Regions from separate parts of the Homo sapiens genome. Here regions 1 and 3 are each linked to region 2. The links are chromatin loops, found by intact Hi-C in ENCODE. Cell type or tissue: dorsolateral prefrontal cortex. All regions are shown on one strand.

Evidence for each region. Peaks named below come from ENCODE experiments on the same cell type or tissue, not always from the same donor. Only the 100,000 strongest peaks of a DNase experiment are listed, where the experiment ranks them.
Region 1: a loop joins it to region 2, with 4 times the contacts of the local background. A loop is called at or near these places in 2 of 110 quality-filtered maps.
Region 3: it touches region 2 in a loop (4-fold over the local background); 31 of 110 quality-filtered maps call a loop at or near these places.

What each region holds. Positions count from the first base shown.
Region 1 is chr4:4,993,191-4,998,190 of GRCh38, forward strand. No RefSeq gene overlaps it. Among named protein-coding and RNA genes, the nearest start is that of CYTL1, 24 kb to the right of the region's middle. RefSeq lists an enhancer at 2,140-2,289. In dorsolateral prefrontal cortex, CTCF peaks have their summits at 2,107 (motif pointing right) and 2,315; a DNase peak (open chromatin) is centred at 2,111; H3K27me3 peaks cover 763 bases.
Region 2 is chr4:4,251,025-4,256,024 of GRCh38, forward strand. No RefSeq gene overlaps it. Among named protein-coding and RNA genes, the nearest start is that of TMEM128, 5.3 kb to the left of the region's middle. In dorsolateral prefrontal cortex, CTCF peaks have their summits at 1,891 (motif pointing right) and 3,606; DNase peaks (open chromatin) are centred at 1,887, 3,365 and 3,857; H3K4me3 peaks cover 776 bases; H3K27ac peaks cover 2,817 bases.
Region 3 is chr4:4,427,865-4,432,864 of GRCh38, forward strand. All of the region lies in intron 7 of STX18 (syntaxin 18), which reads right to left. Among named protein-coding and RNA genes, the nearest start is that of NSG1, 43 kb to the left of the region's middle. In dorsolateral prefrontal cortex, a CTCF peak has its summit at 2,914 (motif pointing left); DNase peaks (open chromatin) are centred at 1,187 and 2,897; H3K27ac peaks cover 525 bases.

The DNA of each region.
Region 1 (5,000 bases), 740 kb after region 2:
AAAAGTGATTTAGGGACACAGGAGGTAGATTCCATTCCACTCATCCAGGTCATGGCCATATAAGATCCAGGAATCATGCCTGTCACTCCCCTGCCCTTCTACTGATTGTTCTGGTCCATAGGCTTCCCATCCCCCACCTGCCACCTCCTCTTCAGCCCTCCTGCTGCTGTCCCCCCACAGCCCATGGGCTCTCACCTGGACTAGTGCAGCAGCCTCCTGGGGGGCTCCCTGGATCCTCCAGCCTCCACACAGCAACCAGAGCAACCTTTCTAGAACACAAGAATGCTCACTCACCTCCCTGGTTTCCAACCCTTCCTGCCCAACCCCAACCTACCGCCACGTGGTCTGTACATTAAGCCCTGCCAAGCTTTTTTTTTTGTTTTTTGAGACAGAGTCTCGCTCCCTTGCTAGGCTGGAGTTCAGTGGTGTGATCTCGGCTCACTGCAACCTCCGCCTCCTGAGTTCAAGCGATTGTCCTGCCTCAGCCTCCCGAGTAGCTGGGACTACAGGCACGTGCCACCATGCCCAGCTAATTTTTTGTATTTTTAGTAGAGATGGGGTCTCATCGTGTTAGCCAGGATGGTCTCCATCTCCTGACCTCGTGATCCACCCGCCTCAGCCTCCCAAAGTGCTGGGATTACAGGTGTGAGCCACCGCACCCAGCCCACCCAAGCTTTTCAATGCAGAGCTTGCTTTTAATGCGAAGTCGTGTGCCAAGTGACCACCTGTCTTCCTCCTCCTTTTCTCTCCTGGGTCCCTGGACTCCCACACCCTTGGTCCCAGCCACCCTGGTGACCCTGCTCCCTTTCTATGCACCTTTCTGTGACTTCTACACTTGCTGCTTCCTGGCTTGGACATCGCCTCACCCGGGAAAACTCCTATTTATTTCCAATCCCAGTTTCTATGTCCTCCTGCCCGTCCCCACCCCCCAAGAGCCTTGCTGAGGTTAGGAAACTATGAGAAAGGGATTTCTGTGCCCCACAGCAGTGAGGACACCCGCCCTTGGTCATTTCATATTCGATGTTAGCTCAGAGAAACAATACTAGGAGATAACATTTGCCAACCCCCCCGCCCAAGATTCACTCGCTGATACTAATCCAAACTTGTTCACTCACGTGTTTGTTTAATTAACAAATATTTATCGAGCACCTGCAATGAGTTATGTACTATAATAGATGCTAGGGCACAGTCAGGGATGAAACAGACAGAAGTCCTTGTCTCCATGGAGCTGACATTCTGGTTGGGGGAGGCAGCCATTAGGTGAAATGAATAAGTAAACTGTAGACTGTAATAGCAACAGGTGTGGCGGAGAAGAATGAAGTGGAGATGGAGTTGTCAGGTGAGAGCTGCAATTTGAAATTGAAATTCCAGGGAGGATACACAGAGGGAAAACCTGAAGTTGAGGACGTCAGGTGAGCTGCTACCTGGGGGCAGGGAGCTCCCGGGGAAGGCTTGTACGTTCCAGGACAGGCATCTGGGCGCTGTGTGGCTGCATTGTGGTGGGCTGGGGAGAGGTAGGTCCTGAGACCTGAGAGGTGACAGCCCAAAATCCTGTAGGATCCCAGAGGCCATAGCTGGGACTCAGCTTTTCCTCCAGGTGGGCTGGAAAGCACTGGAGGGTGGTGGACAGAGGATGGCGTGGTCGGATTGCAGCGGGATTCCGTGCGTCCCCTGGCTGCCCTGTGCAGAAGGAAAGGTGCAGCGCAAGGCGGGAGCCGGGAGAACAGGGAGAGAGGCTGGAGGCTTGGTCCAGGCTGGGGGCAGTGGGAACAGCGAGCAGGCGCTGGATCTGGGACATAGTCATGGTGCTCAGCTGCTGCAAGGAAGTCATTTTATTTTTAGCCCAGTTATAACGATGAATGAAGTAGGGATGCAGAAAGGTTAAGGTCACTTTGCTAAAAGGCGCTATGTGTGGCGCCCACCCAACCCATGCACCTATCCCTCTCCAGGAGTGAGTCTCCCATGGGCAGGCATGTGCCCCTCACTGGGCACACTGGGTCCTGACACGCAGTGGGAACTCAGCGCTGTTAAATGTGGATTTCACTGAGCCCCACAGGCAGCCCTTTAGGACCTCGGCCCAAGGTCATTCTGGCCAAAGGCCGCTAGAGGGCAGCGGTGCTTTTCCCTCTGCATGAAGTTTGGGACAACGTCCGCAGTCAGCCTCGTCTGGTCCCAGGTCACCACTGAGGGCCTTGCAACTTAAGGGACAGGAACACGATCGGTGAGCACCACCAACCCCAACCCCTTGCCCAAGCCAGGGGAAAGGACCCAGGAGGGAGGCTGGACAGGGCCGTGGAGAACCACAGCATGATCCCCTCCTGGGTCCCCTACTTACACCTGGGAAAGCAGGCAGAGAAGGAGGAAGGGGTTTGCCTAGGTTACCCCGGGGACTCGCTGCTAGACCCACACCAGCCCTTCTCCCAGGCGACCTTTCCTGTGACCCCAGGGACTTCCGTCAGCACAGCTGACCCTGGAAGGCTGTGGGGTTGGGTGTGCTGGGTGCACCAGGTTAGATCAGTGTCCTGAGAACGTCCCTCTGGGTGGAGGAGAGGTGGGTGCAGGGGCCCCGAACAGTCGGAGAGGAACCTGGCTGAAGCAGCCTGCTGGCAGGTCCTGGCCTACGTTTTATGCCCAGACTGGAGGGCAATAATTGTGAAAGGCAAACAATGTTAAGTTTCTCAGCTTCAGTTATTGGTGGCATTAACGAGCATAGATCGATTTTTAAGAATCTACATACCACTGCAACTTGACCTTGGAGAATCGTTAATCACTTTAGAAATGCACATAGAGAGGTCACACTGATGCTTTGTGTAAAAAATCCCCGCCTAAATAGTTGCTAGCAGAGAACCTCATTTGCAAGCGTAAATCTGTTTATAATTAATCACGTTTGGCAAGGCTCCCCCTCCACAGCCTGGCTGGCTTCGGGGCCTCTGGCTTTTGCTGTCGATGCTCATGCTCGATGTATCCAGGCCAAGCTTTCACTCTTCCCCTGAGCTATACCACATTTTCCCTGACCCTTTTCCTGAGAGGCAATGCCTGTCCAGGCCCTGCTCAGGCTCAATCTGTCTGCCGCCAGCCTTGCCTCCCTGCTTCCCGGGGGCACCCTCCTGAGGACAGTTGCTACCATCGGTGGTGAACCATTGGTGTGTGCCAGCCTCTTCTCCAAATGTTCTCCACGAAATAACTTACATGGCTCTTCACGCAACTCTATTCAGTAGGTATTATTATGAACCCCATTTTACAGATGTGGAAACTGAAGCCAAGAGATGCTTCGAGGAGTCAGCGTCAGGATTTAAACCCAGACTTCTGGTTCAATTTAAACCCAGTTTTGTCCTAATGCTCTCCCTCCCCTTGCTCTCCACCCACTGACAGGCCCCAGGCCCCGGTGTGTGATGTTCCCCTCCCTGTGTCCATGTGTTCTCATTGTTCAACTCCCACTTATGAGTGAGAACATGTGGTGTTCGGTTTTCTGTTCCAGTGTTAGTTTGCTGAGGATGATGGCTTCCAGCTTCATCCATGTCCCTGCAAAGGACATGATCTCATTCTTTTTTATGTCTGCCTAGTATTTCATGGTGTATATGTGCCACATTTTCTTTATCCAGTCTATTATTGATGGGCATTTGGGTTGGTTCCAAGTCTTCGCTATTGAAAATAGTACTGCAATAAACATACGTGTGCATGTGTCTTTATAGTAGAATGATTTATAATCCTTTGGGTATATATCAAGTAATGGGATTGCCGGGCCAAATGGTATTTCTGGTTCTAGATCCTTGAGGAACCACCACACTGTCTTCCACAATGGTTGAACTAGTTTACACTCCCACAAGCAGTGTAAAAGTGTTCCTATTTCTCCACAGCCTCAACAGCATTTATTGTTTCCTGACTTTTTAATAATCGCCATTCTGACTGGCTTGAGATGGTATCTCATTGTGGTTTTGATTTGCATTTCTCAGTGATGATGAGCTTTTCTTCACATTTTTCTTGGTCACATAAATGTCTTCTTTTGAGAAGTGCCTGCTCATATCCTTTGCCCACATTTTGAATTTTTTTTTTCTTGTGAATTTGTTTAAGTTCCTTGTAGACTCTGGATATTAGACCTTTGTCAGATGGGTAGATTGCAAACTTTTTCTCCCATTCTGCAGGTTGCCTCTTCACTATGATGCTAGTTTCTGTTGCTGTCCAGAAGCTCTTTAGTTTAATTAGATCCCATTTGTCAATTTTGGCTTTTGTTGCAATTGCTTTTGGTGTTTTAGTCATGAAGTCTTTGCCGATGTCTATGTCCTGAATGGTATTGCCTAGGTTTTCTTCAAGGCTTTTATGATTTTTAGTTTTACATTTAAGTCCTTAACCCATCTCAAGTTAATTTTTGTATAGGGTGTAAGGAAGGTGTCCAGTTTCAGTTTTCTGCATATGGCTAGCCAGTTTTCCCAGCACCATTTATTAAATAGGGACTCCTTTCCCCATTGCTTGTTTTAGTCAGGTTTGTTGAAGATCAGATGCTTGTAGGTGTGAGGTGTTATTTCTGAGGTATCTATTCTGTTTCATTTGTCTATATGACTGTTTTGGTACCAATACCATGCTACTTTGGTTACTGTAGCCTTGTAGTATAGTTTGAAGTCAGGTAGTGTGATGCCTCCAGCTTTGTTCTTTTTGCTTAGGATTGTCTTGGCTATATGGGCTCTTTTTGGGTTCCATATGAAATTTAAAGTAGGTTTTTCTAATTCTGTGAAGAAAGTCGATAGCTTGATGGGAATAGCATTGAATCTATAAGTTACTTTGGGCAGTATGGCCATTTTCATGATATTGATTCTTCCTATCCACAAGCATGGAATTTTTTTTCCATTTGTTTGTGTCCTCTCATTTCCTTGAGCAGTGGTTTGTAGTTTTCCTTGAAGAGGTCCTTCACATTCCTTGTAAGTTGTATTCCTAGATATTTTATTCTCTTTGTAGCAATTGTGAATGGGAGTTCACTCATGATTTGGCTCTCTGTTTGTCTATTA
Region 2 (5,000 bases):
ATACATAGTTTGCCTCCAAACAGCAGTAGTTACTATTCTTAGTAATTTGGCTTGCCAGGCCTTCAAGATCCGGCACCTGTTCGCCCCTTGATCAGTGTTCCCTTGTCCCTGGGTTCCAGTGACTCTATTCATGTCTCTCTTCCAAGAATTACCAAGCTTTATTGTTATTTTCCTTTTGCCCTGTGTTTCCCCCAGTTGATTGGGAGAAACAACCATGTCTTGGTATCCCCCAGTACCTTGCAAACACCGAGCACACGGCAGGAACTCCATTAGCTGTGCTTACTTTGGTCCTTGAGCACAGCTAACTTGTCTTCAATATGGATATACATGTGTCTGCCTACCTCTGAGAAACCACTGCTGCTTTCTATAGTGGTCCTGCTCAGATCCCAGAGACTGACCCCGTCCTAGGGGAGGGCACAAGACCCAAAACAGACCTCTCATCCTCCACGTCTTAGGCTGGGAAGATGTTCACGGTTGCTTTGATATGGTGAGCTCTGAGGTCAGTTTGGGCTTGGGGCTGCTGTTCTGGAAATGGGAGCCCACGTGGGAAGGAAGCACTGAGAGGCAAGCTAAGAGGTCTTGGTAGCATTGCGCCGCCTCCCAGATCTAGCCAAGCCTTAGTTAATCCTGTTAAGGAACTGAGCTCTGGAGCTAGCTGCCTGCCTGGCTGTCATTGCCGGTCCTGTCATTACTGACTCTTTGAACCTTGAGAAAGCATCTTATCCACTCTTTGCCTTAGTTTCCTCACTTGCAAAATGGGGTTAAGAATAATACCCACCTCACAGGATTGGGTAAAGATTAAAAGTATTAATACATGCGAAGTCTTTAGAGCAGCCCATAGAAAACTCTCAGTAAATCTTAGCTGTTATTATCCATTGCTGAGACTTTACAGATGGTTAAATTTTCCCTTTTTTAAATTAATTTTAATTTCAGTTGTTTTCTGTTACTTGAAACTCTGAGGCCAGACCAGTACCACCCTGTTCTCTCACTGTGCTGTGTAGCTGCCCCATTGGTCCCCAGGTATTCTGTGAGCGCCTCCAGGAATGAGAATACAGGTAAAGCTCTTAGAAAAGTACCTGGCATATGGAAAGTGCTCAGTGAATGTTAATATCTATCATTTAGGATACTGTTCTTCATTCCAAGAAGAAAGCTAGTTTTAAAAAGTTCTTCCATTGATTGTATAAAAACACAATAAAATGTGTGCCTATTTCTACACAGCTGTGATTATTCCCCTGGTAAAAGCTATAGCATTGGAATCCCTAGATCAAAAGATACAAACGTTTTAAAGACTTTTTTTTTTTTTTTTTTAGATGGAGTCTTGCTCTGTCACCAGGCTGGAGTGCAGTGGCATGATCTCAGCTCACTGCAACCTCTGTCTCCTGGGTTCAAGCAATTCTCCTACCTCAGCCTGCCGAGTAGCTGGGACTACAGGCGCATGCCACCATGCCCGGCTAATTTCGGCTAATTTTTGTATTTTTAGTAGAGACGGGATTTTTTTTTTTTTTTTTTTTTTTTGTGAGACGGAGTCTCGCTCTGTTGCCCAGGCTGGAGTGCAGTGGCGCGATCTCTGCTCACTGCAAGCTCCGCCTCCCGAGTTCACGCCATTCTCCTGCCTCAGCCTCCTGAGTAGCTGGGACTACAGGCGCCCGCCACCACACCAGGCTAATTTTTTACATTTTTAGTAGAGACGGGGTTTCACTATGTTAGCCAGGATGATCTCGATCTCCTGACCTTGTGATCCGCCCGCCTCGGCCTCCCAAAGTGCTGGGATTACAGGAGTGAACCACGGCGCCTGGCCATTTTAAAGACTTTTGATTGATATTTTCAAAGAAGGTCCAGAAAGGACTTACCATACTACTGTAGTTTAAATTCCCACCAGCAGAGGGCAGGAGAGGCCATCTTCAATGTTTGCACCAACAGCGGGCTTTATCATTTTGATAAATTTTTCCCAAGTGATAGTTGTTGGCCGGGGCGAACTGCCATTTTAATTTGCTTTTCTTTGCTAACAGATTTTTTTATGTTAATCGACTATGCATATGTCTTTTTCCTTTTGGAATTTTCATTTTTGCATATTTTGATAGATCAAGGCTGTCTGTCTTTGAACCTCAAATATGTGGCAAGTCTACTTTTTTTCCAATTTGTTTACCTTTTAAGTTTGATCATATTCAATATACGTTCATACCTATGTTTTGTTTCTTACTTCTCATACCATGTGATGAAGAGAGTTGGAATGGGCTTGCCCTGTAGGGTCTAAATGGAAAAGCATGTTTCATGGAAAGTGTTCAGTCGATGTTAGTGTCTTTCACTTAGGGGACATACTATGTGGTAAAAATCACTTGAATCATCTTCAAGTGAGCCTAGTTATTCCTCACCCATTCATTACTCAAACTAGCTGTACTGTGAGAGGTTCTACCCACGACAGAAACCAACTTTAACCAGCCTGTGATGGTTAATACCGAGTGTCAACTTGATGGGATTGAAGGATGCAAAGCATTGATCCTGGGTGTGTCTGCGAGGGTGTGGCCAAAGGAGATTAACATTTGAGCCAGTGGGCTGGGAAAGGCAGACCCACCCTCAATCTGGGTGGGCACCATCTAATCAGCTGCCAGCACAGCTAGAATATAAAGCAGGCAGACAAATGTGAAAAGGCTAGACTGGCTTAGCATCCCAGCCTACATCTTTCCCCTGTGCAGGATGCTTCCTGCCCTTGAACATCGGACTCCAATTCTTTAGTTTTGGGACTCGGACTGGCTCTCCTTGCTCCTCAGCCTGCAGATGGCCTATTGTGTAACGTTGTGATCGTCTGAATTAATAATAAACTCTCCTTTATTTGTATATATGTGTGTGTGTATATATATATATATATATATATATATATATGTCCTGTTAGTTCTGTCCCTCTAGAGAACTCTAATACACAGCCTAAGCAAAATAGTAACAGTAATGACAACAGTAATAATGGGCTGTGCACAGTGGCTCACACCTGTAATACCAACACTTCAGGAGGCTGAGGCGGGAGGATCGCTTGAGCCCAGGAGTTGGACACCAGCCTGGGCAATATAATAAGACCTTGTCTCTATCTATAATAATAATGACAGTAATAATCATTATCATCATAAAATACACGTACAGTTTTTTAGAAAGAAACCTATTAGAATTCCTCTGAACTGTTTCATAAGATTGAAAGAAAAATAGGATTTCCATCAAGCCTGAGTGAGCGTGAAGCCCAGGAAGCTCATGATGCAGCTTTGAGGACACTGTGCGTCTGTCACATATGGTGTGCCCGCCGTCATCCCTGTGGAACTCACCACTTCAGTGCCTGCCAGCCCTACTTCTGACTCTCAGCACCTGCGCCGCTTTGCCTGGGGTTTTCTCTGGATGCATTCTATTTAAGCAGCGAGATGGAGGGGTTTCTCACAGAAGCGAAGTCAACGTGAGCACAACAGCTGTCTGCTGCACTGGCAGAAAAGGGCCGCGAGTGAGCCTCTAAGGACAGACAGTGTGTTGTTTTCTGAAATAGGATGTTGGGGAGAAGAACAGAGAATAGAGATGCTGGTCTCAACCAAAATATCAGGAACAGGGAAAAGGACAGTTCCTATAACCAGAAAGAAGAGGGGAGAGGTAGGAGGGAGCTGGCCTTGATTGAGAGGCCAGGTGGGCAGGACCCTTGACTATGTAAGTGTCCCCAAGCACTCCTGAAATTTCTGGCTGTGCGGCAACATTTGGGTTCCAGTTCTGTGGGAGGACAATTTCTTTTATTAAATTGCTGCCATTCAGGTTGAGGGCCACTACCAGGCTGGCAAACCTAGAGGACAATGGAGGCGGGTCCTGGCCGACTGCCCTTCCCAGGCGAACCCTGCAGCCTTGTCAGTCTTGTCACTGGCTGATTGTTCGGTGCCTGGAACTTGGTCTGTTACTGCTTTGCAGATGATCAAATAAAGCAGACTCATTTTTTTCTCTTTCAAAAAAAACCCTATATATTTGAATGATGGCCGTGCCTGATATTACCATCCATAAAACCATGATAAAGGCTTTCTGATCACATGGCCCATCACGGAACCCGCTTAGAAAACCCTGTTGTTTTTAATTAAAACCCTACTTGCAAGATCTTTTTAATAGTGATCTAATCAGTACTGAGAAAGGGAAGGGGGAAACAAGAAGGGGGTCCTGACCAATGGAAAATGCTGGCCAGGAGAATACAAAGAAATCAAGGAGACACCTGTTGTGCCAAAACCCTATTGACTCCAATGTAGATACCGCCAGGTTCAACAAGCTAAAGAAGAGACCCAGAGCCAGAGCAAACGAGACATGGAGTGTTACATACAAGAGAGAGTCTGCTGGTGCAGGGCTGGCCTGGATAACTGCACCTGCTTTCGAAAGGCATGCAGCTTATATAGCATCTTCTTTTGACACCCACCCCTAACAACCTCCACGCTATCCCTAGCAACCTTCATGCAACCCAAAACTCAGGGCTTCAATATCCCCTGTACAGCTCGTGTTTCACAGGACAGGACAGGACAGGGGCTCAGATGACAAGGAAAGAATCTCTGGTTGGCCAGTCCCGGATTCCCTAATCTGGAACACACATTCAGGTGCATCTGCCATAAAGGTCATTCCCAGGGTCTGCTTAAGTTATTGCTATCAGATGCATTTACCATACAGCACCTGAGTTCAAATCAGTCCTGATTCTGCTACTTACCATGTGGCCTGGGACAAGTCACGTAAGCTCTCGGCACCTGCTCATCTATGAAGGGGGAGCAATAACGCCTCCCTCCTAGAGATTTTGAAAAGCTTAATGATACATGTAAAGGGCTTATTACTATGCCTGGCATATAGGAAGTACCCATGAAAGGGAACAATTCATATTAAAGTGGAATCCAGGCAGTGGGGAAAGGCTGCCCACGAAGGCCTCATGGTCACTCCCAGGGGAGCAGCAGCAGGTCATTGCAACGCGGCCTTGAAGGGGTGAGGCTGGTGGCCATGCCAGGAGAAAGAGGGCA
Region 3 (5,000 bases), 180 kb after region 2:
TACCTAGTCCCTAGAGGAAGAGAAGCAGGTGCCTCAAGGATCAAAGGTGCTAAGGGCTGAGGAGAGAGGTTTGCCAACGGCCAGGAGTTTTAATGGAGAGCCGCCTCTGTGTTTAAAAAACAAAAGGCCTATTTCCCAGACAACTACAAGGTCACTATTACTTAAGGAGGCTGGCAGGGCCCAGGACAATTAGATCATGGCAAGGCTGCTGACAACACTGACTTGTACCAGGTTTCAGTATGGCTTCCAACGCTGTCTAAATGGCAAACCTGTGTGCCTCCCTTCGTCTGTTGCCAGGTGGCAGGCATAGTGGTGGATGTACCACGTGGATATGGGAGCCAGTTCTGGGGGCCTTATAGGAACCCTGGGGCAATGCTGGGCCAGTCACTGGCTTCTGGTGGGCCTGTCAGTTTCTTTGGGGACAGATGTGGTGATTCTTATCCTTTTCTGCCTGACCCTGAGGATGCAAAGTCACGGCTGGACTTCCAGCCCCTCACCTTCTAAGCAGTAAGCTGTTTTGGAGGTCACAATCTCTGGGCGTCTCTGTCTTTGTCACTAAAATGGGGATAGTAACAGTACTTAAGTAGTGGGGTTGTTAGAAGGAATACATGAGTGAATACATGTGAGTTGTCTACCAAAGTGCATGGCATATAGTAAGCTCTCGGTGAAGGCTGTCTATCATGATTTAATCTCTTGGGTGTCAGTTTCTGGATATGCAAAATGAGCGGTCAGATGCTGTGGGACCCCTTCTACCCTCTAGTCTCAAAGTCCTAGAGGCCTGCTGTGGCTCTCAGCCATTTCACTCTCCCAGGCACTGGGAAATGCACCCATAGCATCTTCTTCCAGAGCTCGCTGAGCCTCACTAGCTAGTATCTGTCTCTTTGTGGCCACACTTTGCAAGGTGCGGTGCTGAATGAAAGACCTGGTCTCCAAGGTCAGCACGACAGATGGGTATCTAGATGCTTTGTGAAGACAAACCTGAACACAATCAAGGAAATTCTTATTTTCCTATGGAATTGCAAAGGAAGGTGAGAGGCCTAGATGGTGGGTACGGTGGGCAGGTTGGGCCCTCCATGCATGGTGGTTGCCAGCCGCTGCTCTGGGCTCCCTGCATTGGCCCATCTGCTCTACGCTGTTACGGTCTCCTACCAAAACACAATGCTTTCCTTCAGCTAGACCAGCACTCTCCCCCACCCTCCAACCATGGCAGCACAGCATCATGTTGAACAGCCTAGGACTTGGGACCTATGTGACCTAGGGCTGGTGACTTAAGCTCTCTGTAAAACGGGGCCAGCAATACTCTCTCCATATGGGTTGCATAAATGAACATATGCTGAAGGGCTCAGAGCAGTACTTGGCACATGGTATGTGTCACATGCGCATTAGACAATATCATTATTCAACTGCTTTATCCCATTTAGAAGTCAGTTAGACTTTCCAATCAAGCCCTGCTAAAAGGTTTCTAATCTGGTTTAAAGGATACAAATCCACATTGTGAATATATTGTTATAGAAATCCTTTTCTAATCTAATCCTCTTTACTATAATTTTCAAAAGAAAATCACTCCTACAAAGGCCTTTCAGTATAAAATGACGCCAAGAGAAGTATTTGTGTCACAAAGAGCCAAGAAAAGCTGAGGAGCACAGGGGGACCATCCCAGAAAGCCCTCTGGCCCTCATAGCTCAGGAGTCCCCTGCCCAGCCCTTTCTGGACTCTTCCAGACGTGCTTTCTCTGTACCAAACCCCTTCACACTTCTGGCTGTGTGACCCTCACCTCGATCCCCTATGATCCCCATAATGTGACAGTAGACGGACTCTGCCGTATCCTTCTGGTGGAAGCCAGCATTTGCTGTGCCCCTGTAAACCTGGAACCTCCCCAGGGTCTGTCCAGCTCTCACTATGTGGTATTCAGATTCCACCAATCCTTGTTCTAGATGCATGAGCTGAAAACTGGCGAGCCCTGCCAGCCAGCCACTGGGAGTTTCTACAGGCCTACCTCAGGGGACAGGGCCTTGGAAGACGCCTTTCATGTGGATTTAAGAAACAGAAGCCACATTCATGTTTTAAAAAAATTATCCCAAGGAGTACATCAATAAATGCAGGTGGTTTTACCTGAGGCAAGTAAAGTGAATGTGTGTTTAGAAAGGGAGAAATTTTCTTGATGTAACTTTGGAAAACAATTTGGTTCCACTCAGCCTGACCACAAACACCTGCAAACTCAAAGGCATTAATATACCTGTATCATGAGTTATATAGGGAAATTTATTGTGCAAATCATATAATACCCTGCAACCATTTTGAAATATGTAATAACTGTTCCTTTGGGTGAAACAATGAATTATATTGCTATTATTGGGCTTAATTCATTATTTTACCCTGAGGAAAAATTCCGAAACAGTGATTATGAATTATGACCACGATTTGCTACAATATTTTCCAATTTAAAACCAACAGTGTTGTATTTCTTTCTCTTTATTTTCAAAGTTAAGCCTTTTAAATAAGATTTGAGTTAGTCAGACTATAAGATATGGTACTTAGCTATTATTCCCAATTAAGAAAGAAGTTAACTGGACATTAAATAGCCTGTCATAAAAGTACTGAACATTACAGCCTTCTGCCCGATCCTCTTGCAGTAACACAATAAAAATTAGGAAGTCCTGCTGATTCTGATTGCTTTAGTCATTGATACTACCATGCTAGAGCTACCAGTGTTACTGGGAGTGGCCGCTGGTGTCTTTAGACAATGACTCGGGACAGTGGAATGAAACAGAAGCATGCTGCATCAACCTCAATGTGGGGAGAGGAGCCGTACTCTGACATATCAGTTGCTAAAACACGTGCAGGGCATGCCACAATGCACAGACATGGCAGTATCCTTCTGGTGGGAGGGAGTCACCATTTGCTCTGCCCTGCCCTCTGCTGGGTGCTCTTACAGGTGCTACTGCATCCAGCGCTTGAGACAATTCTGTGGGGTATTGATTCTGAAGAGATCACTGATGGCAGTGATTTCTTGCCTCAGCTTACAAAGATAGTAAGTGGTATAAATTCATAGCCAACTCTGTCTAGTCCCAAAGCCTATGTTCTTTCATCATCCCTCCACAGGATGAGAGCATCAGGTGATTACGAATATCCTCACTGCTAGCCTTCCTCTGGTCCAACTCTCACACCTACAGGCTGCTAAGTCACGCAGCTGTAAAGGTTAACATGCTTAGCTCACCATTGCCTGCCAGAGAAAGGCAAAAATCCTCAGACAAACAACCCACACTATTGTTATTCTAGCTATTTCCTTTATGAAGAGTGGTGGAGTGCATTAAAAAAGAAAGAAAGAAAAAAAAAGCCCAACACAGAAGGTAAACTCTTCTTAAATACAAACGTATTCTTTCTTAATGAAGAGACAGAGCTGTACACATTTTTTGTCTAGCAAAGAAATGGGGCAATGGTATAATATTTGGGGAAACGACTCATTTCCACTAATACAAGGATTTCATATAAACCGGTGAAAACCTAAGAGATTTTTAAGAAACTTCTGCCATTATTTGGCTGTAGGACGGGAATATGATCCAATCCCTCTTTACATTCCTTTGTTGGCTTCTCCGCCCCAGCCTCCCTCCAGTGGAGTGTACCCCAGGGTGGTGTCCATGACCCCTTCTCCTTTCTCGCTGTTCATCATGTTTCTAGAGAGCCTCACGCAAGCCCATCCTTCAAACATCAGCTGTAAGATGTCTCCCACATGCGTTTCTCTAGCCCGAGCCCTGGAGCCCATAGACACCTCTCATGAATGTCCCACAGGCGCCTCAAACTCACACCTGTCTACATGAAATTCATCATCTCCTGCTCAGCCCCAGCCTGCCCACCTTCTGTGCACCCTCCCTCCTCCTGATGACCCACGTCAGAAAGCTCAAGGTTCCTTCCTCATCTCACACTTCAGTGCAGGCCATTTCCTACACCACAGCTCTCAACACTACCTTCACTGCCACTCCCGGCTCAAGGCCCTCCTCATCTCTCAACCTGACTGACAGCAATGACTGCTTGGAATCCCTGCGGCTGTCTTCCTCTAACCACCGACTATACAATGTGCACCTCGAGGGCCTAGGTCCCACATTTGCTGGATTTGGTGAGCACTTATTTCAAGTCATAAGGTGAATTCTGGAACATGAAAGAAGCTGGAAAGGAAGGCAAGGACCTTGCAGGGCACTTTAAGGTGTTTGAGTCATTTTCTTAGTTCAGAATTATTTTTGTCTGTAAAGGACAAAGACAGCTCTGCTTAGTATTCCAAAGAAAATATCACAGGCTCTGAAGGAGAACCCCCAAAGCAAGTCTCAGGAAAGTCAGGGCTAATGGTACCATCACTGGAATCAGTTTCAAGCTTTCAAGGCGATGATTTTAAAGGGGAAACCACTCATCTGGGTGGATAAATCTGTGTGAAACTGAATTGTATATGAAAGGCATATGAAAATGGTCTGAGCTCCAGCTGCCATCCTGCATGCCCTGACCCTGCCATGATGGCATGCATGCCACAGTCCTTCCCTGCTCATGGCACACGGGCAGCTATGCCCAATCTCTTCCATCCTGTGCAGGGAGAGGCTCTTCTGCCTCTTTGTACAACCTGCCACTCTCAAGGGTAAAGGAAGGGGAAACAGAATTTTTCAAGCACCCCATGTGTCTGGCTCTTTGTTGCATGCACCTCATGGGCCAGCTCACTCAAACTTTAGCCCCACCTGTGGGGTGGCCATTTTTTGCCCATCTCACAGATGAGGGAACAGAGGTCCAGAGCAGTGAGAGGGCCCAGGGCTGCAATGATGAGGCTGCGTGTGGACTCCAGTCAGACAGTACACTGTTCCCACTAGGCTGTGCTACCTTTTGGCTTTTTTGTCTTCACTTGTCCATGCCATTTTTAGGAAAGAGATTTGGTTTCCGTCTTTTATTTCAGGCATGGAGAAGAAACAGGAAGTCCAAAGAGCAAGAGGATGCTGAGCCAGTCCTCTGCCCTTGGCGGCCAA